Linked DNA regions of Homo sapiens: region 1 is linked to region 2. Evidence: read pairs that join two places in POLR2A ChIA-PET (ENCODE). Cell type or tissue: MCF 10A. All regions are shown on one strand. Each heading gives the region's core, and the rest is flanking DNA. Links, peaks and the distances in the headings are about the cores only. Region 1 has its middle 25 kb from the start of LINC01359. Region 2 overlaps AK4 (adenylate kinase 4).

The links. ChIA-PET counts read pairs that join two places held together with the same protein. Peaks named below come from ENCODE experiments on the same cell type or tissue, not always from the same donor. Only the 100,000 strongest peaks of a DNase experiment are listed, where the experiment ranks them.
Region 1: POLR2A ChIA-PET joins it to region 2 with 5 read pairs; 2 of 35 experiments call an interaction of 5 or more read pairs at or near these places.

The regions. Positions count from the first base shown.
Region 1 is chr1:65,020,865-65,033,131 of GRCh38, forward strand. It overlaps a transcript of JAK1 not described here and the pseudogene RNU6-1176P. Among named protein-coding and RNA genes, the nearest start is that of LINC01359, 25 kb to the left of the region's middle. RefSeq lists an enhancer at 5,131-5,948. In MCF 10A, for the core only: no CTCF peak of the experiment used is centred there; a DNase peak (open chromatin) is centred at 7,077.
Region 2 is chr1:65,163,868-65,176,134 of GRCh38, forward strand. All of the region lies in intron 1 of AK4 (adenylate kinase 4), which reads left to right. Among named protein-coding and RNA genes, the nearest start is that of AK4, 22 kb to the left of the region's middle. In MCF 10A, for the core only: no CTCF peak of the experiment used is centred there; a DNase peak (open chromatin) is centred at 6,744.

The DNA of each region.
Region 1 (12,267 bases), core at 6,060-8,559, 140 kb before region 2:
CTTGGGGTGCCTTTCCCACCCTTTGGGGCAGGGAAAGAAAGCCTTTATTAGAACCAGGAGATAGAGCTATGTGGAGAGAGCTACTCAACTTGAGCTATGACCTCTAGTGGAAAGACAGAGCCAGTCCACACCACAGTGACCGCATACAAAGGGGATAAATACCCTGATTTTGCTCCTCTCCCTTCCCTCTCCCAATCTTCTGTCTGTGCTCCTTGTTGGTGAACCCAACCAGAAGCCAGAAGACAAGAGAATCTGTGGATGCAATGCATTTAGGTCAACCACCCAGAGAACCCAGCAGAATGGAGCTGGGCAAAGAGTAGATCCGAAGTGATGAGAAGTTGTTCACATGTCCGTCTGAATCTAAAGTGGTAGCCACTTCCAGTGTTTTTCTTTTAAAATACAAGGTTTGGGGAGAAGGAGAAATGACCAAGGGATTTAAATTATAGCTGTTATAATCCCTGCTTCTGCAGCTGATGACAAGGCGTACATTGGTACTCAAGGCTACCTTCTTCCACCTCCCACTTCTGTTCTTTCCTTCCATCGGCACTTCAGCAGGATGTGTTTTACCTTTTTCCTTGTCCCAGGCTACTTGTCCCATAGTAAAGATGCTTTTGCCTATTTTCCAAAGTAGATTTGGAGAGACCCAAACTTCGTTGCGTGTAGGATATGAGGCATTGATAATCTTGTCTTTATTGGGTGGCTGCACTTTTCCATTCACCAGAACAGTGGGCCAAGGAATGCTAAGAAGTTGTTCATTGAATCCCTGAGTTCTAAACATAGCTCTCCCTGTCTATCCCCGCTAGGTAGCAGCAATCTAATTACTGCTGTTAAGGATATATTACCCCTTTTCTATATATTGGTTCTATGACCTAAGGAACCCCTAATGCCTGGGGGTAAGACTTAGCTTCCATTTCATTGGAACCATGTCTATTATACTTCCCATTTTTTTAGAAGAGGACACTAAAACCAAGAGAATTTGCAATATTTGCCTAAGAGTGCATAGTTAGTACAACAATGGAACTAGAAGCTCAGCCTCCTGACTTTCAGACTCATTTGCTTCCCACATACTGGAGGAGTACAGCTGTGTCTTATCACTGTAACAGGTGGACATGGGAAACAGCAATAACACAACGTTAGACTGTGATAAAGGTGACTCAAGGGAGGGAGGAATACACAGTAGCAGATGTCCTCTAAATATTAAGGCACAGTAGAGAATAAGACATTTGTCATCCTGCCATCTCATTGTGCCAAGCTACAAGAGTAATGTTTTTGCCCTGTGTTTTTCCAAAGCAGGGCCTTTTCCAAAACAATTCAGGGTGATGACTACTTGAGTGCATTTTAATGTGTTTGCTAATGAATTTTCTTGATATTGGAAAATAACATTTTTCTTGTGTAATGTCCCCTCTCCTTTCTCTCAAAGGAGCCCACATTGCCATTTTTTTATTTTTTTATTTTTTCTTGGTCACAGAGAAGTCCATGCTAGTGAAGCAATTAAGGGCTCTTTCTAACCCATAAATCACCAACAAAATGGATATTCCAGTGCACCCATAGGGATTGGAGGGCTCATGTGAGGGAAGTTTGTAAATGACTCTGCATTTTAGGATTTCCATAGCCTTTCTGAGGCCCATTAAACTGATCAGTAGGTAGTAAGTGATGAGGCATAAGGCTGGGAGGTGGGGTGATGTAAAGAAAAAATTAAGAAATGAGACTGAGTCAGCCAAAGTGAAAATTTAGTTTGTAAGAGTTGGTGCCTCTTCAGACTTCTAAGCAACTTGAAGAAGGTAATCACCATTTTATTACTTTTATTATCTTCTTTATTTTTAGACTTTAACATAGTCAATAGTGGGTTGCAGTACCTTGCTAAGAGGGAGGAGAACCAACTTCATACATTAGTGTCATGCTAAAATATTCATTGGGAAAAATTAATATAGCATTTTATTTAGGGCTTTCAATGTGTATATCAAAGGAGAAACTAATCAGGGGAAATTCAGTCTATTCTTAAGTTGGTGGGGAATGATATTTTTTGATAGGGAGTTTTTCACACCTGTTAGATCATATAAATTCAGTGGATGCTTTTTTTCTCATGAAAAGTGAGGAAGCAGTAAACATTTAAAACATAGAATTTTTTTTCCTGTCATCCTTACACAGGGGCCATGCTAATCTTCTCTGTATCATTCCAACTATTAATTATTTTTAAGTGAAGTATTTAATACGCTGATGTTAAGGTTCGGTTCAATGACTTTTTTTTAAATTTTAGAGGTAGGGTCTCGTTCTGTCACCCAAGCTGAAGTACAGTGGAGTGATCATGGCTCACTGCAACCTCAATCCCCTAGGCTTAAGTGATTCTCCCACCTCAGCCTCCCAAGTATCTGGAGACACAGGCATACGTAGCCATACTGGGCTAATTTTTATTTTTTATTTTTGTCAAGCTATGTTGCCCAGGCTGGTCTTGAATTCCTGGCCTCAAGCAATCCTCCCACCTCAGCCTCCTGAGGCACTGGTATTACAAGCCTGAGCCAACATGCTTGGCCAACAGATTTCGATAATTGTACACATTAATGTAACTACCATCTAAAGTTCCAGAAAGTTGTCTCATCCTCTTGTCCCTTTCTAGTCAAACCCCCTTTCCTTCTCACTGAGGGAACCACTTTCTTTTTTTTTGAGGCTGGACTGCAGTGGCACAATCTCGGCTCACTGCAAGCTCCACCTCCTGGGTTCATGCCATTCTCCTGCCTCAGCCTCCCGAGGAGCTGGGACTACAGGTGCCCACCACCACACCAGGCTAATTGTTTGTATTTTTAGTAGAGATGGGGTTTCACCATGTTAGCCAGGATGGCCTCGATCTCCTGACTTCATGATCCACACACCTCGGCCTCCCAAAGTGCTGGGATTACAGGTGTGAGCTACTGCACCCTGCTGAGGGAACCACTTTCTAATCCTATCACCATAGATTAGTTTGCCTGCTCTGGGATTGCATGTAAATGGAGTCATACCGTATTTATTATTTTGCATCTGGTGTCTTTCACTCACCATGGTTCTAGATTCATCCTTTTTTTTTTTTTTTTTTGCATGTACCAGTGGCTCGTTCCTTTTATTGCTGAGTAGTATTCCTTTGTATGAATATATCACAATGTGTTTATCCAATCTCCTATTGCTGGACATTTGAGTTGTTTTCCATTTTTGGCTGTTATGAATACAAGTACTATGAGCATTCTTGTACAAAACTTTTTGCGGCCATATATTTCCATGTTTTGGGGGTATATACCTAGGAGTAGAATAGCTGGTAACTCTATGTTTAATCATTTGAGGACCTGCCAGACTGTTTTCCAAAGTGGCTGTACCACCTACATTCCTACCAGCAAGGTACAAGGGTTCTAATTTCTCCATATCCTTGCCAACACTTGTTGTTCATATTTTTTATTACAGCCATCCTAGGGGGTGTAAAGTTATATCTCATTGTGGTTTTGATTTGCATTTTCTTAATGATTAATGACGTTGAACATCTTTTCAAGAGTTTATTGGCTACTTGTACACCTTCTTTGGGGAAATGTCTATTCATAACATTTGCTCATTTTAAATTGGGTCATTTGTCTTTTTGTTGTTGAGTCCTAATTGATTCTTAACTTGGGTGAAATTGAATTGAGAGAGTCTGTTGTAACAGGTAAGCCTCTTGCAGTTGAAAGTAACAGAAAACCCAACCTACATTATTAGCTTAAGCATTAATGGAACTTGTTGTATCACAGAACTGAAAGTTCTTGGAGGTAGTTGTGGCTTCAAGAATGGCCTGGTCCAAAGCAAAAAAAAAAAAAAAAAAAAGAAAGAAAAAAAAAGGCTAGGGGTGGTGGCTCACACCTGTAACCCCAGCAGTTTGGGAGGCTAAGGTGGGCAGATCACATGAGGTCAGGAGTTTGAGACCAGCCTGGCCAACATGGTGAGACCCCATTTCTACTAAAAATACAAAAATTAGCCAGTCGTGGTGGCAGGCACCTGTAATCTCAACTACTCAGGAGGCTGAGGCACGAGAATCATTTGAACCCGGGAGGTAGAGGATGCAGTGAGCCGAGATCGTGCCATTGCACTCTAGCCTGGACAACAAGAGCGAAACTCTGTCTCAAAAAAAAAAGTGACACCAGAACCTGATTTCTTCCTTCTCCCCTCTTAGCTCTGTTTTCACTGTCTGAGCCCCATTCTTGGATAGGCCTCACCAATTAGAACAGCAAGATGGCTATAGCAGCTCCAGCCACACGTTCTTCCAGGTTCAGGCCCACAGGAGAAGAGTGCTTGCTCACAGAAGCACTGGCAAAAAGACTTACGGGTCCTGACTGATTACAGACCAATCCAAACTGCAGTGGCCAAGAGGAATAGGTACACTGATTTAGGGGGATTCACAGATCCCATTCCCGAAGCAATGGTTAGAGCCCACCCGAAACATGGATTCCAAGTCGGGGAAGAGAGAGAGTTATCCAGAGAGAAATTAGAATACATTTACCAAAATAGGAGGAAAAGGGATGTCGGGGATGTCAAAAACTAGCAAATGTCCACTACAGTGCTTCCCAACCACGGCCTCACTAAAAATCAACATGATTTTTATCTAAGCAACTAAGCAAAGAGGTGAGGCCACAGGGTAAAATACTATTATTGACACAGGAATATGGATAAAGGCAAGAGAATAGTTAGCCAGCAGTAAAATCATTAAAAAGTCACTAAATTTAGCATCTGAAGACCTGGCTCGAATCCTAGGTTTGCTACTTGCTAGCACTATGACCTTGGAAAAAATCACTTAACTTTACAAATCAATTTTTTTCTTTCTTTCTTTTTTCTTTCCTTTTTTGAGACAGGGTCTTACTCTGTCACCCAGGCTAGAGTGCACTGGCATGATCACAGCTCACTGTAGCCTCGACCTCCTAGGCTCAAGAAATGCTTCCAGCTCAGCCTCCCGAGTAGCTGTGACTATAGGTGCATACCACCATGCCTGGCTAATTTTTTATATTTTTTGTAGAGATGGGGTTTTGCCATGTTGCCCAGGCTACTCTTGTACTCCTGGACTCAAGCGATCCTCCTGCCTTGACCTCCCATAATGCTGGGATTACAGGCATGAGCCACCACACCCAGCCAAACCACATTTTTCTAAGCCATAAAACAGGGATTACCTCAAATTATCATTCCAGCATCATAGGTTGGTTCTAGAAATATAAACCTGTAAAAGTGCCTGGCACATAGAGGATATTCACTCTGAAATCCTGGGTCATAACTTTGTCTACATGCCTTCCATGTGATCCCACCCCAACGCTACTACCTATCCAGCCAGTGTTTGCTTTCCAGATGGGACTGCAGAGATTTCCACAGAAAATCTTTTGAACCATTACCTTATTGAGCCCCAAACTGTAATTTCAGCTATGTGATTAGAGCATTGTTCTATCAACACCGAGAATGGTTTCTGGCTGGAATGTCAGTGGAGCATGGTGAGCCAGACACAGGCAGTCCTTTGAACACAGCCTGGGGTATAAGACAGAGATGATCATCACAGTTGGAGATCTAGAAAATGTCCCTGGAGACCTCAGAATCCCACGGTTTGGCTTCCAGCAGTGAAAATGAGTGCCAGCTTCCCCTCTCAAAGCACGCTGCCCCCCTGGATTCTAGTTTGTTAGCTAATCCCTTCCTCCTCTAGAACAGGAAAGAAGGAAGGAAGGGTTTGGAACTGTTCCATTGGTAGCCCCAGAATTTCTACATAAGAAAAGCTTAGGGGCAGCCATCTGGCTGCTATGAGCTTCTAGAGGAGTTGCTTTTGAAATTGTTTGCATTTTAAATAAGAAGGTTTGGCCAGGTGCAGTGGCTCACACCTGTAATCCCAGCACTTTGGGAGGCAGAGGGCGGGCAGATCACCTGAGGCCAGGAGTTTGAGACCAACCTGGCCAACATGGTGAAACCTCATCTCTACTAAAAAATACAAAAATTAGCCAGGCATGGCGGAGTGCACCTCTGGAGCCAGAGGCAGGAGAATTGCTTGAACCTAGGAGGTAGAGGCTGCAGTGAGCTGAGATTGCGCCACTGCACTCTAGCCTGGGCAACAGAGTTAGGCAGTCTCAAAAAAATAAAAACCATTTTTTTTAAATAAGCAGGTTTCATTCAGATTGTATACTATTTGAGATGGCCTGGGTAGAGCTGGTTATCTGGAAACTTTTGGGGTTTTTTGTTTTTTTTAGATGGAGTATCACTCTGTTGCCCAGGCTGGAGTGCAGTGGTGCGATCTCGACTCACTGCAACCTCTGCCTCCTGGGTTCAAGCTATTCTCCTGGCTCAGTCTCTTGAGTAACTGGGACTACAGGTGCACACCACCACACCTGGCTAATTTACCACACCTGGCTAATTTTTTTTTTCTTTTAGTAGAGATGGGGTTTCACCATGTTGGCCAGGCTGACCTCAAGTGATCCGCCCATCTCAGCCTCCCAAAGTGCTGGGATTACAGGTGTGAGCCACTGCACCCAGCCAATTATCTCGAAACTTTGATCATCCTTGACATCACTGCCGACTGCCCTCCTCCAATTCCCTTGGTCTATCTCTGACTGATGCCGGCAGAAGAAGCAGAGCAAAATCTCCTTACATGTATTTTTGTTCCGCTTCCTGTCAATTTGGGTCCTCTAGGAAGCAGACAGGCACCAGGATGGGTTTATAAGTGAAAGCACTGGGTTGTAATAACTGTGAAAGGCAAAAGGAAGAGGGAGCTGGAGAGGGCAGGGAAAGCCTTAAAACCATGTTGCAGGTCTGAGGCTTGTAAAAGGAGAAGGGTAAGGAAGGATGATTGTGTGGGTGAATAGAGTCTCAGACTGTGGTGCAGCTCTGGAAATGTCCTGGTCAGCCTAATAGGGAGCTCTGGCACAAGGATTGCCCTCAAAAAAGTCCCACGTTGCATGGCAGTGGTCATGCCCTAGTACCCCTGCCATGCTCAGTCATTGGTAGAGGGCTGCCTGGGAGAAAGTGCTGCACCCTGGATGCTGGGGTGGATCCAGACTAGAAGCTGTCAGCGTTCTGCATTCCTTGCAGCAGGTTCTTTCTGGAAGGGAAGTCTGCGTGGCACGCTGCCACAGCTGGCACAACCCCAACAGCTGTCCAGCCATTCTGCTCTTACCTATAATCAAGCTCACAGAAGGGAAGTAGAGTGTTTTTGTGCTCCACAGAACTGCCTGAGCTCTTTTTATGATTCCTTTGGGTGAACCCTCAGTAAGTCAATCTATGCCTTAGGTTTCTTGTCTGAAATATTTCCTTTGCCTGGAACGCTTTTCCCTCAGCTACACTAATAACTCAATGCCTCATCTCCTTGAGGTCTCTGCTCATGTGTTGTCTCATCAGTGAGTCCTTCCCTGACTAATTAAAATAGCAATCCCCTCACAATTCTTATTCTCCTTCCCAGTGTTATTTTTCTCCATAGCACTTACCCTATCTAATTTTAAAAGTTTATTTATATATTTATCATCTGTCTCCTTTGATTAGAATATAATGGATGTCAAGTCAGGAGATTTTGTCTGCTGTTCTATCCCTAGCACCCAGAATAGTGACTAGCATATAGCAAATGCCATTAACTATGTGGCAAATGGAAGGAAGAAAGGAAGAAAGGAAGGAAGGGAGGGAGGGAGGGAGGGAGGGAGGGAGGGACTGGTATAACCACACAAATCATGTAAAAGTTGATAGATACCACTAATCCTTTCTCTTTCTGATGCAAACTTCTTATCTAAGAAGATCATCTAACCCCTTGAAGAGAGCAATTAAGTCATTGAAACTTATAAAAATGTGTCACTAAAAATTGGAACTTTAAGTCAAAGACAGAAAACTTATTTACTAATTGTATTCTTTTTATCAGATACCATGTTACATGTTTTTACATACGTTATCTGATTTAATCCTCCCAATAGCACTGAGATAAGGGTTATCATCCCTATTTTGTGGGCAAGGAGGGTGAGGCCCAAATAACATGGCCAATGTCACACACAACTGGAAGTATGGAATTTAAATTCAGATTTATCTGATAGCAACAAATAAGAAACAGACTTCAGTGCCAAATAAGAGGAAAGGAGCAAAATTAGCTCACCATTTGATAGTAAAAATATGAACAAAGTAAAAGAATCATTACAAAGGACAAAGGAAGGAATTACTTTTACTATGCAGGGGTCAAGGCTCAATATCAGTTACCCAATCCAATGAGGATACCATCTTCTTACAATAGTGGGTATTTATTTTTCCTTTTTTTTTTCTCCTGAGACAGGGTCTCACTCTGTCACCCAGGCTAGAGGGCAGTGGCATGATCATAGCTCACTGCAGCCTCAAACTCCAGGGCTCAGGTGATACTCCCATCTCAGCCTCTCAAGTAGCTGGGACTACGGACATGCACCACTGTGCCCAGCTAATTTTTTTTGTATTTTTTGTAGAGATGGGGTTTCACTATGTTGCCCAGGCTGGTCTTAAACTACTGAACTCAAGTGACCTGCCTGCCTCAGCCTCCCAAAGTGCTGGGATTACAGGCGTGAGCCAACACACCCAGCCTATTTTTCCTTTTAAAAGTCTGTTATGCAGAAATACCATTTGACCCAGCAATCCCATTACTGGGTATATACCCAAAGGAATACAAATCGTTCTATCATAAAGATATATTCACATGTATGTTCACTGCAGCACTACTCGCCATAGCAAATACTTGGAATCAACCTAAATGCCCATCATTGGTATTTGAAAATAAAATATGGTACATACACCATGGAGTACTATGCAGCCATAAAAAAGAATGAGATCATGTCCTTTGCAGGAACATGGATGGAGCTGGAGGCTATTATCCTTAACAAACTAATGAAGGAACAGAAAACTAGATACCACATGTTCTCACTTACAAGTGTGAGCTAAATGATGAGAACGCATGGACACATAGAGGGGAACAAGAGACACTGGGGCCTATTGGAGGGTAGAGAAAGAGGATCAGGAAGAATAACGAATGGGTACTGGGCTTAAGAGTGTGTAATGAAATAATCTGTACAACAAACCCCACAACACAAGTTTACCTACATAAGAAACTTGCACATGTACTTCTGAACTTAAAAGTTAAAAAGTTAAAAAAAAAAAAGTCTGTTATGGACTGTGTGTTCCCCCACACCAAAATCCGTGTTTTGAAGCCCTAATCCCCCATGTGATGGTATTAGGAGGTGAGGCTTTGGGGAAGTAATTAGGTTTAGCGAGATTATGAGGATGGAGCCCTTGGTGGGATTAGTGCCCTTATTAAAAGAGGAAGGGATACCAGCACTCTCTCTGCAATGTGTGAGGGCACAGCAAGAAGGTGGCCATCTGCAAACCAGGAAGAGAGCTCTCACAAGGAACTGAACCAGCTGGCATCTTGATCTTGGATTTCCCAGCCTCCAGAACTGTGAGAAATAAATTTCTGTTGTTTAAGCCACCTAGTCTACAATATTTTGTTATGGCAGCCCAAATAAACTGAGACAAAGTCTCAGAAACTCATAGACGTGTTGTATCAGAAACCATCCCTTAGAAGAGAAAGTTTCTCATTCTTGCAGTAAAAAGCCAATTAATAAATGGGAGGATAGAATTTGAAAATCATCAGTGAATGCTAAAACTAGTGGGTGAGTGTTTGATGAGGAACAGAATATTAACATAGTCCCCAAAACCTCCTGACAATTTTTTTTTTTTTTGAGACAGAGTCTCACCCTGTCACCCAGGCTGGAGTGCAGTGGTGCGATCTCTGCTCACTGCAACCTCCACCTCCCGGGTTCAAGTGATTCTCCTGCCTCAGCCTCCCAACTAGCTGGGATTACAGGTGCACACACCAGGCCCAGCTAATTTTTGTATTTTTAGTAGAGATGGGGTTTCACCATGTTGGCCAGGTTGGTCTTGAACTCCTGACCTCAGGTGATCCACCCACCTCTGCCTCCCAAAGTGCTGGGATTACAGGTGTGAGCCACCGCACCTGGCCTCAGTGACCAATTGTTTTTTAATTGCAAAAGAAAAAACGGTGGCCAGTGCAGTGGCTCATGCATGTGGTCCCAGGACTTTGGGGGGCAGAGGTGGGTGGAATGCTTAAGCCTAGGAGTTTAAGACCCCCCTAGACAACACGGCAACACCCCATCTCTACAAAAAATACAACAGCTAGCTGGGTGTGGGGGCGCACACCTGTAGTCCCAGCTACTCAGTAGGCTGAGGTGGGAGGATCAGTTGAGCCAGGGAGGGTGAGACTGAAGTGAGCCGAAATCAAGTCACTACACTCCAGCCTAGGCAACAGAGTGAGAGACCCTATCTCAAAAAAAAAAAAAAAAAAAAAGGAAAAATAGTCACTTTACAGTGGGGAAATATGGTGGATACCGCCTTAACCAGAGATCAAAGTACGTGATGTTCTAAGATAAAGCAGCATCATGTACTTTCTCATATAAAGTGCTGAGAAGGACAAAACACTACTTCTGTGGTATTTCTGCTCAAAATATACAACCTGAATGTGATCATTAGGCAAGTCAGAATACTTGTAGGAGTTATTTTGTAGAACATTCTACAAAATAACTGCCCTGTACTTTTTAAAAAATTTCAAGTAAGAGAAAGTCAATGAAAAGCTGAGGAACTCTTCCAGATTAAAGAAGATTACAGAGATGAGACAACCAAATGCACTGCATGGTCTAAGACTGGATTTGACCTGGGAAAGTCAAACAACTACAAAAAGACATTATTAGGGCAATTAATGGAATTTGTCCATGGACCCTGGATTAGATAACAGTATTGTATCAAAGTTAAATTTCTTGTTTTAATCATTTTGCTATGGTTATATAAGAGAATGTCCTTTTTTTCAGCAAATAATCTGAAGTGTTTAGGGGTCTCCTAACATCTCATGGCTCCAATTTACTCTAAAATTTTTTCAGAAAAAAATCATACACACATGCCAGAGACAGAGAGAGAATGATAAAGGAAATGAGCTAAAACAATTGATGATTCTGGGTTAAGGGCACACAGAATTTGAGACTGTATCAAAATTAAAAATTAAAGAAATGTGCTTTGTATCTCAAAGACCCTCTCTTGATGTTAACCTAGGGGCTGGAAAAACACAGATTTTTCTTTTTCTTTTTTTTTTTTTTTTTCTTGTGAGATGGGGTCTTGCTTTGCTGCCCAGACTTGAGTGCAGTGGCGCGATCTCAGCTCACTGCAACCTCTGCCTCCTGGGTTCAAGCAATTCTCCTGCCTCAGTTTCCCAAGTCGCTGGGACTACAGGCACGCACCACCACGCCCAGCTAATTTTTGTATTTTTAGTAGAGACGGGGTTTTGCCATATTGGCCAGGCTGGTCTCAAACTCTTGACCTCAGGTGATCCACCCACCTCAGCCTCCCAAAGTGCTGGGATTACAGGCGTGAGCCACCACGCCCAGCCTAGATTTTTCTTTGAAGCTTTGAATTATTTTGCAAATCAAGATAAGAAACTCAGGAGAGTTCCAGAATGCACAGTGCTAATTTCTATTGGAAATGTAATTACTCTTTTGTTCTAAGTGCTCATCAGATACTGTCTGAGTACTGGTCATTCTGTCTGAAGTGGTTGTTTACAGCGAGCCCTTTTGCAAAATGGAACATTTTCTAATGCCAATTTCGTAAATGGAAACACAATATATGCAAAACAACAACAACAACAACAAAAAAAACAGGCTAAAGGAAATACAATGAATCCACTCAAAATAATTTCAAATGACCTGGCTTTATTTTCTTAACCTTGATGTTACTGTTATAATCCTTCCATACGTGAATCCTGAGGGACAGCAGGATTGTTTAGGGAGAAATCAGTGGGTATCTATTTTCTTATAAAGTACTTATAAATTAGAAACTACATATGGCCATCTTCTCAGTGTCTTCATGCATCCGTTTTTTAAATTACCTTTGCTACTGTCTATTTCTCTATGTTAGACTGCCCACCAGTGTTATGGGGCACCTATTAGGTGCTATGAAAATGTAAAAGACTGAGACATGGGTCTCTGTGGCAGAGACCACTACTTAATAGCCATTCTTTCTTGGAAACAAAAAACCTTTATTGTTGGGTATGTCAGTGTACCTGGCTATAAAATATTTTCCAGCCTTCCTTGCAAATTTGGTGGCCAATGAGCTATTAGCGAGACTTCCAGAAAAAGTCTTTAAAATTTGGCTGGGAAACCTACCCTTTACCCTTAATCCTTTCCTCCTTCTTGCCTGGAACAGAAATATGAAGGCTGGACTTCCAGAAGCCATCTGGTTAACACAAGGAAAAGGCCC
Region 2 (12,267 bases), core at 5,204-7,703:
GTGGAAGTGAGGTTTTCTTGCTGTCTTCTGTCCTTGGGTGGGATGGCAGAACTTGTTGAGCCAGATTATGGGTCTGGGTGGTGTCAGCTGATCCAGTGAGTGCAGGATCTGCAAAATATCTCAAGAACTGATCTTAGATTTTACAGAGTGATGTTATCCCCAGGAGCAATTTGGGGAGGTTTGGACTCTTGGAGCCAGAGGCTGCATGACCCCTAAACTGTAATTTCTAATCTTGTAGCTAATTTGTTAGTCCTGCAAAGGCAGACTGGTCCCCAGGCAAGAAGGGGTCTTTTCGGGAAAGGGCTGTTAATCAATTTTGTTTCAGAGTCAAACCCATGTACTGAATTCCCTCCCAAAGTTAGTTTGGCCTACACCCAGGAATGAACAAGGGCAGCTTCAAGGTTAGAAGCAAGATGGAGTCGGTTAGGTCTGATTTCTTTCACTGTCATAATTTCCTCAGTTATAATTTTGCAAAGGCGGTTTCACAAGGACTCAAATACTGAAGTATGGAGTCCTTCTCAGGTCATATTTAGTTTGCTTTAACCACCCCTCCCTCCCTACCTTTCTCTCTCTTTCAATTTTAGCTACCCTATTGAGTATAAAGTGGTGTTTCATTGTGGCTTTGATTTGTATTTCTCTGAGGACTAATAATGCTGAACTTCTTTTCATATGCTTACTGACCATTTGCATATATCTTCTTTGGAGAAATTCCATTCAAATCCTTTGCCCATTTTAAAATTGGCTCATTTGTCTTCTTGTTGAATTCTTTATATATTCTGGATACAAGTCACTTATCAGATATATGATTTACAAATATTTTCTCCTATCCTGTTTCACTTCCTTGATGGCTCCCTTGGAAGCACAAGTTTTTGATTTTGATGAAGTCCAGATGATCTATTTTTTCTTTTGTTGCTTATGCTTTTGGTGTCATAGCTAAAACACCATTGCCTAATCCACAGTGTAGCCATTGTTTTTAAACATGGGACTGACATCTGACTCACATTTTGAATAGATCACTCAGGCTATTTGGAAACTGGGGTTGAAGGTTCTAGAGTGAAACTAGGGAGAACAGTTAAGAGGCTGTCAGTATTGACAGACAAATGGGTAGACTTTAAACTTATTAAGCACTTGTAAAATCAGTCTATTCCAAAAGCATTTTGTTAATCAGAGTAAGAAATGGTCTCTACCTTCAACAATTTACAAGATAAAAATATACTCAATTATTTTATAAAGCAAATTATATTGAGTGCTATAAAAATAGGAATGAAAACACTTTTTTAAGAACAGTAGAGAGAAGAGTTACTTGTATGAACTTTTATTAAGTTCATTTAAAAAATCTCTAGTGTCTAACATACCTTGCTTAATAGTTGTTTGTTATACCTCTGGACAAAAGAGTTAGAGGGCTTTGGGAAAGATGGCATTAGAACCGAGCCTTGAAGGATGAGTAGCAGGTGGAAACATGTGAAAGCAGGGTATTTTTGATGTAGGTATCATGTCTATGAGTAGACAATTAAAATTAAGGGAACTTTGTGAGGTGAGATGACACACACCACACCTTTTGTCCCAGCTACTTGGGAGGCTGAGGCAGGAGGATCACTTGAGCTCAGGAGTTCAAGGCTGTAGTGCATGATGATCCTGCCTGTGAATAGCCACTGCGTTCCAGTCTAGGCAACACAGGGAGATCCCATGTCTGGAAAAAAAAAAAAAAAGGAACCTTCATTGAAATCTAGAGTTGGAGGAATTATATGTAGAGTTGGAGCTTACATGTAATTCCAGATTGAGTTCCTCAAACTCCTTTTGGTGGCTGTTACTCGTAGCAGAGTATGATGTGGATTGTAGTGGGGGAAAACTGGAGCACAGCCAAGATGGTGCCACAACAGTTTAGATGCGGTCTAGGGTAACAGTAATGGATAAAAGGGGAAGTGAGAGGAGTGGGGGTAGTGATGGCAGTGTCTGATAGGACTGTAGGAGAATGGTGGGCGGGGCAGAGCCAAGTGCTGCCCTTTGAAGGGGTGAACTTGAATGACTGTGCCAGGAAAGTAGTCCCATTTAACACAAGGAGGGCAGTCCAGGCATGAAGAGGATAATGAGCTTAACATACCTGTGAGAAGTTTCAGGTGGAGGTATCTGGTGGCCTTCGGCACAGCAAGTGGTAGGCACAGGGAGTTGGCTATATGCTGTAGAGAAAATATAGGTGGGCTTTAGAGGCAGGCATAACTCTGCCTCCACCTTTTACTGGCTTTGTAAACTTTGGGGGAAGTTAATTAAACTTGATTCCTGAGGGTCAGATGGGGTCGTCTGTGTAAAATGCCTGGCAAGTAGGAGGCTTTTCTCTATTGTTTGTTCCCTTCTTTTCTGGAGTCCTAATGCTTTGATTTCATTTATAATCTTCCTTAGTGAATGTGGTGCTTTGAATGGAAGCACAATCCAGTGGGATTTAAGCTGTGTGTGTGTGTGTGTGTGTGTGTGTGTGTGTGTGTGTGTTTACCACCCAGCAGAGGCTACACTTGCTCACTGTTTGTAAACCCCCTATTAGTTGTGCTGTCCTTCTATTTTCCCTTGGACTTCTCTTGTGTTCAGTCTTGTCCAAACAAAAATATTTGCATTAAAGTTATGTGTGTTCCTCATTTGGAAGACTCCTTGAATCCATAATTGCTTTTTAAATTTTTTTTGAAATAGTCTTGCTTTATCTCCCAGGCTGGAGGAGTACAGTGGTGTGATCAAGGCTCACCGCAGCTTCAACCTCCCAGACTCTAGCAATCCTCCCACCTCCGTTTCCCATGTAGCCAGGACTACAGGTGCTCAACACCACACCACCAATTTTAAAGTTCTTTTGAAGACGGGGGTCTCACTATGTTGCCCAGGCTGGTCTTGAACTCCTGGACTCAAGCAGTTCTCCCACTTTGGCCTCCCACAGTGTTGGGATTACAGATGTGAGCCACTGGGGCTGGCCATACTTGCTTTTTAAGAATTGTGTCATCTTGGCCAGTGCAGTGGCTCACTCCTGTAATCCCAGCACTTTGGAAGGCCAAGGCGGGCGGATCACTTGAGGTCAGGAGTTTGAGACCAGCCTGGCCAACATGGTGAAACCCTGTCTCTACTAAAAATACAAAGATTAGCTAGGTGTGGTGGCTTGTGCCTGTAGTCTCAGCTACTCAGAGGGCTGAGGCAGGAAAATCACTTGAACCTGAAAGGCGGAAGTTGTAGTGAGCCAAGATCACACCACTGCACCTCCAGCCTGGGTGACAGAGAAAGACTCTCTCAAAAAACAAAAATAGAAACAAATTATGTCATTGTTAAGAGGGGCAGTTTTCTAAGTTTTCCTGTAGGTCTAATCGGATGGATTTTTTTTCAGGATCTTTTAATATGCTGGGCTGCTGATATATCTGATTCAACTTCTGGTCTGCTTTGTTTTTTGAACTCAGCTGCTTCTATATTTTTTCTTCTGCATAACTGGTAGAACAGCCAATGTAGTCTACAAGAGAGCTATAAAATATTGATTGCATATATGAGTACAGTTTCCCAGTTTTCTTAAATGGTAACTATAAATACTGTCTCAGGACATAATTTAGTTTTTCCAAAAGGGAGATAGATTTTTTTTTTTTTACACTTGTATTACTTTAGTGGCTTAGTTTAAAAAAAAAAAAAGATCAAGGATCTAGCTTGGAGCACAAAAAAAATGCAAGATCTCCTTTCCGTGGAGCTCAGTTCTGTTTTGGTTTTCTAGGGTTCTTAGAGACTAAACACTATGCATAACAATGAATGTGTTAATTTTAATGATTTGTTCCATTTCTTAATGTCTTAGAATTGGAAGGGATTTTTAGTCATTCTATCCAAGTGGCCATTCTGTGCTGGATCCATTCTATAGCAGCTGACAGCTAACTCGCCTTCTCTGGAAACAGGCTCTTTCATTGCTGGACAGGTCTAATTGTTGGAAGATTTTTTTTCCCCTTATACTGAGATGAAAGCCAGCCCCTTGAAACTGTCATCCATAAACTGTCATCCATTTGTCCAACTTCAGTCTTTTGTTGTCACATAAATTAAATCCGCTAGCTCTTCAGATAATTGAAAATAGTTGCTAGGCAGCACTTCTCTGACTTAAGTTGTCTTTTTTTCCCCAAGAAAAATAGCCCCAGTTCTCTCTACCATTCTTCCCATATCATTTCTAATTCTTTTTCAGCCTTTCACCATGACCCTTTTAAACTGCAATGACCACCACTAACAACTGGTTAAGTGTGGTAGAACCACTGTAGCTTTAGTAGGTTACTCTGCATATTCTTTTTTTTTTTTTTTTTTTGAGACAGAGTTTTGCTCTTGTTGCCCAGGCTGGAGTGCAATGGTGCGACCTCAGCTTATTGCAACTCCGCCTCCCGGGTTCAAGCTATTCTCCTGCCTCAGCCTCCCAAGTAGCTGGGCTTGCAAGCATGTGTCACCATGCCCAGCTAATTTTGTATTTTTAGTAGAGACGAGGTTTCACCATGTTGGTAAGTCTGGTCTTGAACTCCTGACCTCAGGTGATTTACCCGCCTTGGCCTCCCAAAGTGCTGGGATTACAGGTGTGAGCCACTGTGCCTGGCCCTGCATATTCTTTTTGTTTGTTTTTGTAAAGATGAGGGTCTCTGTTATGTTATCTAGGTGGGTCTTGAACTCCTGGCCTCAGGTGATCCTCCCCCGTCAGGCTCCCAAAGTACTGGGATTATAGGCATGAGCCACCACATCTGGCCTGCTCTCCATATTCTATTCTCTTTCTAAATAAACACATTATTTGGAAAGTATTTCTGAACATTGTCCTGCAGGGCACACTGTAGCTCAGCCTCATAAAAGCCTACCTACCATATTTGAGGGTGCATACCAGGGCCGTTTCAGAACGTACCAGCTACTCCAGGTTACTCAAATCTGTAGTCCTGTCCTTTGAGTTGGGCCAGAGATTTTCTCCCTTGGCTTATGCTGAAGAATAAGATGGCTATCTAAAATTAATGGCAGGACAAAAATGCTGGTAGCATGGTGGAAATAACACTTAGCCTAGGCCAGGTGTAGTGGCCCATGGCTGTAATCCCAGCTCTTTGGCAGGCTGAGGTGGGAGGACCACTTGAGGCCAGGACTTCTGAGACCAGCCTGGGCAATGTAGCAAGACCATGTGTCTACAAAAATAAAAACAATTAGCCAGCTGTGGTGGTGTACCCCGGTAGTCCCAGCTACTAGGGCGGATGAGATGGGAGGATTGCTTGAACCTAGGAGTTCAAGGATACAGTGAGCTATGATTGCACCACTGCACTCCAGCCTGGTTGGCAGAATGAGACGCTGTCTCAAAAAAAAAAAAAAAAAGAAAAAGAAAAGAAAAGAAAAAAACACACTTAGCCTAAATATTGCAGGATATCATTCAGCGGTGAACAACTCATGACTGAATTTCCCCAAATTATCTTTATTTAGAGTTTATTTGGATTGTTTCCACATATCTGGATTTTTTAAATTCCAGAACTGTATTGATTTATGCCAAATGACTTAGTGATGCAAAGCTCAGAGAGGTAGTGTGGTTGTATTTAAGAGTGTAGGCTCTGGATTTCGATCCTGATTTGACCACCCTAGCTCTGTGACTTTGGGCAGAGTAGCCAATGTTTTGTGTTTACTCATTTGTAAATGAGAGTAATGATAGAGCTAACACACAGGGTTTTCTAGTATTACACAGATTCATATATATTGACAGCCTGGCCAGGGTGAGGGGAGTGAAGCTGAGGCACTGTCCCCCAGTGAAAAGTTTAAGGGGGCACCAAAAACACTCAGTAATCAAGATAAATAATAGTTTAATGTGATAAAATGAACAACATACCAAAATTTCAAATAAATTCCAGATCTGGCCTGGTCAGGATGAGGGTGAAGTAAGACTAAGTCAGGCATATGTAGGGTCAGGTCCTATTGTTATTTGAACTTTCTGCAGTTTTTTTATCATGGATTTTTTGGGCATGTTTAAAAGTATTGCATTAAAGTATTATTTTTTCTTGGTCATTAGTTGTTCGGTTTTGTGTGTGTGTGTGGCCCCTCACTCACTCCCTCACTCTAGGTGGTGTGAGGCCAGTGTATTGGTATTTGTTATTAGTGATTACTCTAGGGTTAGTTTTGTAGAGGAAATGAATTTTAGTGCCTCATGGAAAGTCCCTCCCACCTCCAGGATATTTTCTGTTAGGTTGCGTCAGAGTCCCAATCCAAATCTCATAACTAAGATCAGTTTTGGCCAGGCGTGGTGGCTCACGCCTGTAATCCCAGCACTTTGGGAGGCGGAGGCGGGCGGATCACGAGGTCAGGAGATTGAGACCACGGTGAAACCCCGTCTACTAAAAATACAAAAAAAGAAAATTACCCAGGTGCGGTGGCGGGCGCCTGTAGTCCCAGCTACTCGGGAGGCTGAGGCAGGAGAATGGCGTGAACCCGGGAGACGGAGCTTGCAGTGAGCCGAGATCGCGCCACTGCACCCCAGTCTGGGTGACAGAGCGAGACTCCGTCTCACACACACACACACACACACAAAAAAAATCAGTTTTAAGGTATTAGAGGATGTCGTTCTTTCTTGTCTTCTGTTAAATGGTGCTTTGAATGTCATGTTTCAAACACTGCTGGAGCTCAGATCCCAGAAAATGAAAAATGTGTGCACTTAGCTTATGCGTAGAGGAGCCTAGCCAAACCAAACAGCACGTTTGAAACTTTGCTTTTCCTTTATGGCTGAGATTGTGAAAGACAGCCACAGATGGTGGCTGAGCTCTAGCTGGAACTGCTGTTAGTCGGCGCGAGATGTTCTAAGTGACGGGAGCCAGGAACTCACTGTGGTGTTTCTAGAAGTTAAATTATGATGATAGGATCTTCCTGTAATACTGGTTCTGTTCCTTGCCTTTAGTTATATCTTGGAAATCTGTCACATGGTTAGTGACTAGTGAAAGGCCAAAAAAATTTGCAGAATCAGCTATTTAAAGCTTTGTTCTTGATAGTTCAAGTGTTACGCAAGGCAAAGCAGCCCTCTGTTAAGGGTTTCAGGCTAGGTGTCTCCTTGTTAGGGTGTCATTCCTGTTGTAATTATTGGTTTGTCTTGTCTTCTTCCTTTTTTTTTTTTTTTTTTTTTGAGACAAGGTCTTGCTTTGCCATCCAGGCTGGAGTGCAGTGGCACGATCATGGCTTACTGCTGCCTCCACCTGTCACTCAAGAGATCTTCCAACCTCAGCCTCCCGAGTAGCTCGGACTACAGGCACATGCCACCATGCTTGGCTAATTTTTTTTTTTTTTTTTTTGTGCAGATAGGGTCTCACTATATTTCCCAGGCTGGTCTGGAAGTTCTGGGCTCGAGCAATCTGCTTGCCTCAACCTCCCAAAGTGCTGGGATTACAGGCATAATTATAGGCCTTTTTTTTTTTTTTGGATATAGACTTATTCTGTGTTTCAGAAATAGTTGCTTTTTTTTTTTTTTTTTTTTTGAGACAGAGTCTCCCTCTGTTGCCTAGCCTGCAGTGAGTGCAGTGGCACAATCTCCGCACTGCAACCTCCACCTCCCTGGTCAAGCGATTCTCCTGCCTCAGCCTCCCTAGTAGCTGGGACTACAGGCGCCCGCCATCATGCCCGGCTAATTTTGTTTTTTCAGTAGAGACGGGGTTTCACTAAATTGGCCGGGCTGGTCTCAAACCCCTGACCTCCTGATCTGCCCACCTCGGCCTCCCAAAGTGATGGGATTACAGGTGTGAGCCACTGTGCCCAGCCAATAGTTGCTCTTAAAAGGTCAGGTAAAACGAATGTTGTTGATCGTTTGCCTAAAATATATAGGGTTGAATAGACTGATAATCACCATAGCAGCTATCATTGGATTTTATTAGGTTTAAATTTATCTGAAGATTGTCATGTCTTTAAGTCGCAAAGAAGTGGAATCTAATTATATACTTAGGGCTAGGCATGGTGGCTCATGCCTATAATCCCAGCACTTTGGGAGGCTGAAGTGGGTGGATCACTTGAGGTCAGGAGTTTTAGACCAGCCTGGCCAGTATGGTGAAACCCTAGCTCTAGTAAAAATAAAAAATTAGCATGGTGGCACATGCCTATAATCCCCGCTACTCGGGAGGCTGAGGCTTGAGAATTGCTTGAACCCAGGCGCAGAGGTTAAAGTAAGCCAAGATTGTGTCACTGCACTCCAACCTGAGCAACAGAGAGAGACTCCATCTCAAGTATATATATATATATATATATATATATATATATATATATATTTAAACTCATTACACTTCCCAAATATATATATATTTGGAATGAGTTTAAAACGTAAGCTTTACGTTTTTTAAAACGTAACTTTTGTTTGTTGACTGATGCCAGACGTTGCTGCCTTGGTGAAGTAGCTCTACTGCACCAAGTTAAAAAAGTTAATCGTCTTTAAAGACTGTAGGTATCTTCTGGTTTAGTGTTAAATAAAAAGAAAAAAGGGAGGGGAGATTCTTGTCTCGAATATGTCACCTTCTTTGTACCAGTTTTTAGAGAGCAGCTGTGGCAGCTGCTGAATTATATATGCCTGCTTTGTTTTCCTCCTTTTATTTGGCGGTGGAGAAAGTGTGACAATTTTAAAGTGACTCTAAAATTAGTATATCTGGTGGAGCATTCAATTTCATGAATGTGCTGTTTGGAATAGCAGTATGGAATCAAATAAGATGCAGAGACTTGGGTATAGAATAAGCTTACGAATGGAAATCAGGGGCCTGATGCACTACAGGCGGTTTGATTTATGACGGAAACATCCTCAGATATCCAGGAACTCATATATTGGAATAGAGACAACTGTGGGAATAGATTGTCCTACCCAGAAAGCAAAATCTGGCAGAGTTTGAGGTTTCTTATTGGGTAATTTTATCAGCTCGTTCTTAGATTAATTAGTAGAATAAGACTTCCAGAGTTGCAAGATGAAATGCGATGCTTTCTTCTCTTCTTCTTCGCTATTTCTACTTCTGGGCCATCTTGGCCAGCAAGAGATTTTTTTTTTTTTTTTTTTTTTTTTGATACGAACTCTCGCTCTGTTGCCCAGGCTGGAGTGCAATGACATGATCTGTGCTCACTGCAACCTCCACTTTCCGAGTTCAAGCGATTCTCCTGTCTCAACCTCTCAGGTAGCTGGGATTGCAGGCATGTGCCACCAAGCCTGGCTAATTTTCTGCATTTTTAGTGGAGACAGGGTTTCACCACGTTGGCTAGGCTGGTCTTGAATGCCTGACCTCAAGTGATCCACCTGACTTGGCCTCCCAAAGTGCTGGGATTGCAGGCGTGAGTCACTGCGCCCGGCCTAGCAAGAGATTTTTGAACCACAAGTCTTGGTCGTCAGTATTGAATCATTATGGTGTGTGGCATGGTAGTGGCTGCACCATGTTGGAGTAAATGTGTTCTCATGGTGGGGGATATTAGTGACCCTGGGTAACAGTCCATGGCACTTGGCTTGCACCACAGAGTTAACATACAGCAGATCAGCTGTCCCTGTCCTCCAGCTTTATATACCGAATTAGAAAGACTTGGGCCCTCATCCTTTACTCAGTGGCTTCCCGGCACTCCACACCACATCTCTAATACTGGGTATTTTCTCTGGTCACCTCTTCCTCAGATTGCATACTTCCCTGTAATTTTTCACTTCTGCGTTTCAGTCTTTCCTTGGAAAGGCTGCCCTTTCTGTATGACTTCATCCCATGTTGGACCCGACCCTCCTTCTTTCCTTCTCCCAAAGCACTACTCATACCTGTAATCCCAGCACTGTGGGAGGCCAAGGTGGGCAGATCGCTTGTGCTCAGGAGTTCGAGCCTGGGCGGCATGGTGGAACCTCATCTCTACAAAATACAAAAATAATTAGCCAGGCGTGGTAGCGCACGCCTGTAGCCACAGCTGCTTAGGAGACTGAGGTGGCAGGATCCCCTAAACCCGGGAAGCTGAGGATGCAGTGAGGCATAATTGTGCCACTGTACTCCAGTCTGGGTGACAAAGGGAGACCCTGTCTCAAAAAAAAAAAAATAGACTACTTAGCTGAGGTGGTTGTATTAAGGTTTGGGGTGATGGGGATTAGAGTCTGGCACAAGGAAGTTGACATGGCATGTTAGACACCGGTGTCCTAAAAACCTATCAGCCATTCCCCACACACCCCTTCAGCCACTGCCTGCCCCTCCCCTGGCTTAGGTTCAGCTCACTGATTTCTTGCTCTTTTCCCTTCTGGAGAGTCTGCTCTTTTTCTGTTCCTCAGCTTTCAATCCTCCAATACCAGAAGGATTTGGCTTTCTAATCCAGAATAGTTTCCCTCTTCACCCTCAACCCCCCAAATAAACCCTAGCCTTACCTTTATTGATCCAAAAACTCATTAGTTTTTCCTGAATGAAGGGCCCAGAGCAAAGCATAGGCAGATGTTTTGACACTCTAGTTGTTTTTTTTTTAACCTGATTAAATTTTTAGATGAAGTTTATTTTCCCCCAAGTCTCTCTAAGAATACAAGGAACTCGTTTTCTTAATTCAGAGACTGAGTTTTCTTAATTTTCTTTCTTAAATTCAGAGACCGAATTTCCCTTTGGCAAAGACAGATCCTCGAGTGTCAGGACTTATTATTATTTTTTTCTTGGCTACAATTTGCCTTCTTTTTTCTTTTAACATACCTCATTTACTCACTTAATTTAAAAAATACTGTTGGGATCCTTTGCTCCCTGAGCCTTTGTTTAAGTCACTGAGCTCAACAAGACCTGCCCTTGAGGTGTTCTCAGTTCACAAGGGGAAAGGGGAAAGGGACAGATGGTTGAACAAAGAATTACGGTGTGAGAGAAATTGCTTGAGGAAGTGAGCAAAGGCTTTGGACACAGGGTCTAGGGAGCTACTTGCTGTAGGGCATGTGTTAAGAGTTCAGGCTTTGGAACCACATTGACTGGGAAGCCAGCCAGGCAAGTTACTCAAACACTTTCTATTTCTTCAACCACAAACCAAGAATAATAATGGTACTACTTCATACGGTTGTTGTAAGAATTAATTGAGATAATACGTACAAGGGAGTATAGAAAGACTTGACCCAATATTTGCTTATTTATTTTTTCTTTTTAAAATTTTTATGGATATCTATTTTTAATGTGCTCCATGGTAGGAATTAGCTTAATCCTGCAATTAAGTGAAACACATTTTAAGAATGTATAATATTTTCTCTTTTTGTGTGCCACTTTTTATTTTAAACAACCAAAATAGTGGTCATGACCTTCATTTGACAACCCCTGGTCCAGTACTTCCTAAGTGTTTCATTACTGTTGCCACTGGTATCGTTGTTCTTGCTGGCTGTTGAAGGATGATTGTGTGTTGGCCCGCTCAGTGGACTGCTTGTCCTTGCTGATTGCTGAGGAGGTCCTGTCAGAAGAGTGTCCGCATCAGCTCTCCCTGTTCCCGTTTCCCTTCCGGAGGTTGCTGAGCAGCACACATTTTTGGAGCCCTTGCTGTAGTTCTCCAACAGGGCATTGCCAGAGTTACTACAGAGAGAGAGAGGGAAGACTCTCATGGGCAGCAGTAGCAATCCATCCTGTGTGAGCAGATGGCACTGGAGAATAGCAGCCTTGCTTCTGCTGAGCTGCAGCCAAGATCCTGTTCAGAGAGGCAGCCAACAAGGTGCATGGCACAGCCGGATAGATTCACACTCTGGGCCTTGTGCAATGGCAAGGAATTACTATTTGTGTTGCTTTAAAAGTGACATTCCTCCTTATCCTCTGAATGCGTCTAGTACTTGGGCTGTGCTCAGGTTACAGGGAGGCTGTTCTATGGTTTTTACAGAGTAAGAAAATCCAGAGGGCCCCTGAGATTTCCAATGTAATCCTACTCTGTAGGGCTGAAAGTGCCTGCTATGGTGGATACCAAGGCAGATTTCCAGAACATGAGCTTGAGGAGACGGTTAAACATTCTGGGTTTAAAACTCTTCTGTGATTTTGGCAAATCTTTCAGATTACTTGCCGTTTTCCTATTTGCTCCCTTGCCCAACTTCTGTTGCATTCATCCCAATCTGCTTTTCTCCTCCGCTGCTTATATAAAGCCGCGTGTGGTATTACACCAGATGTTCATGGTGTGTTTATGAATGCATGTGTTCCTATCCCGGGCCAAGAAAATACACTTGACATAGGACGTCCAAAATTTTTTGGCTTATGAAGCTCCAGTATCTTTTACTTTCACTACTTATTTAATTTTAAAAGAAGGTTACTGTACTGTTTTATTCTTTGAATAAATATGAAGGGTGAAATAATAATTGATCTGCTGGCGGAA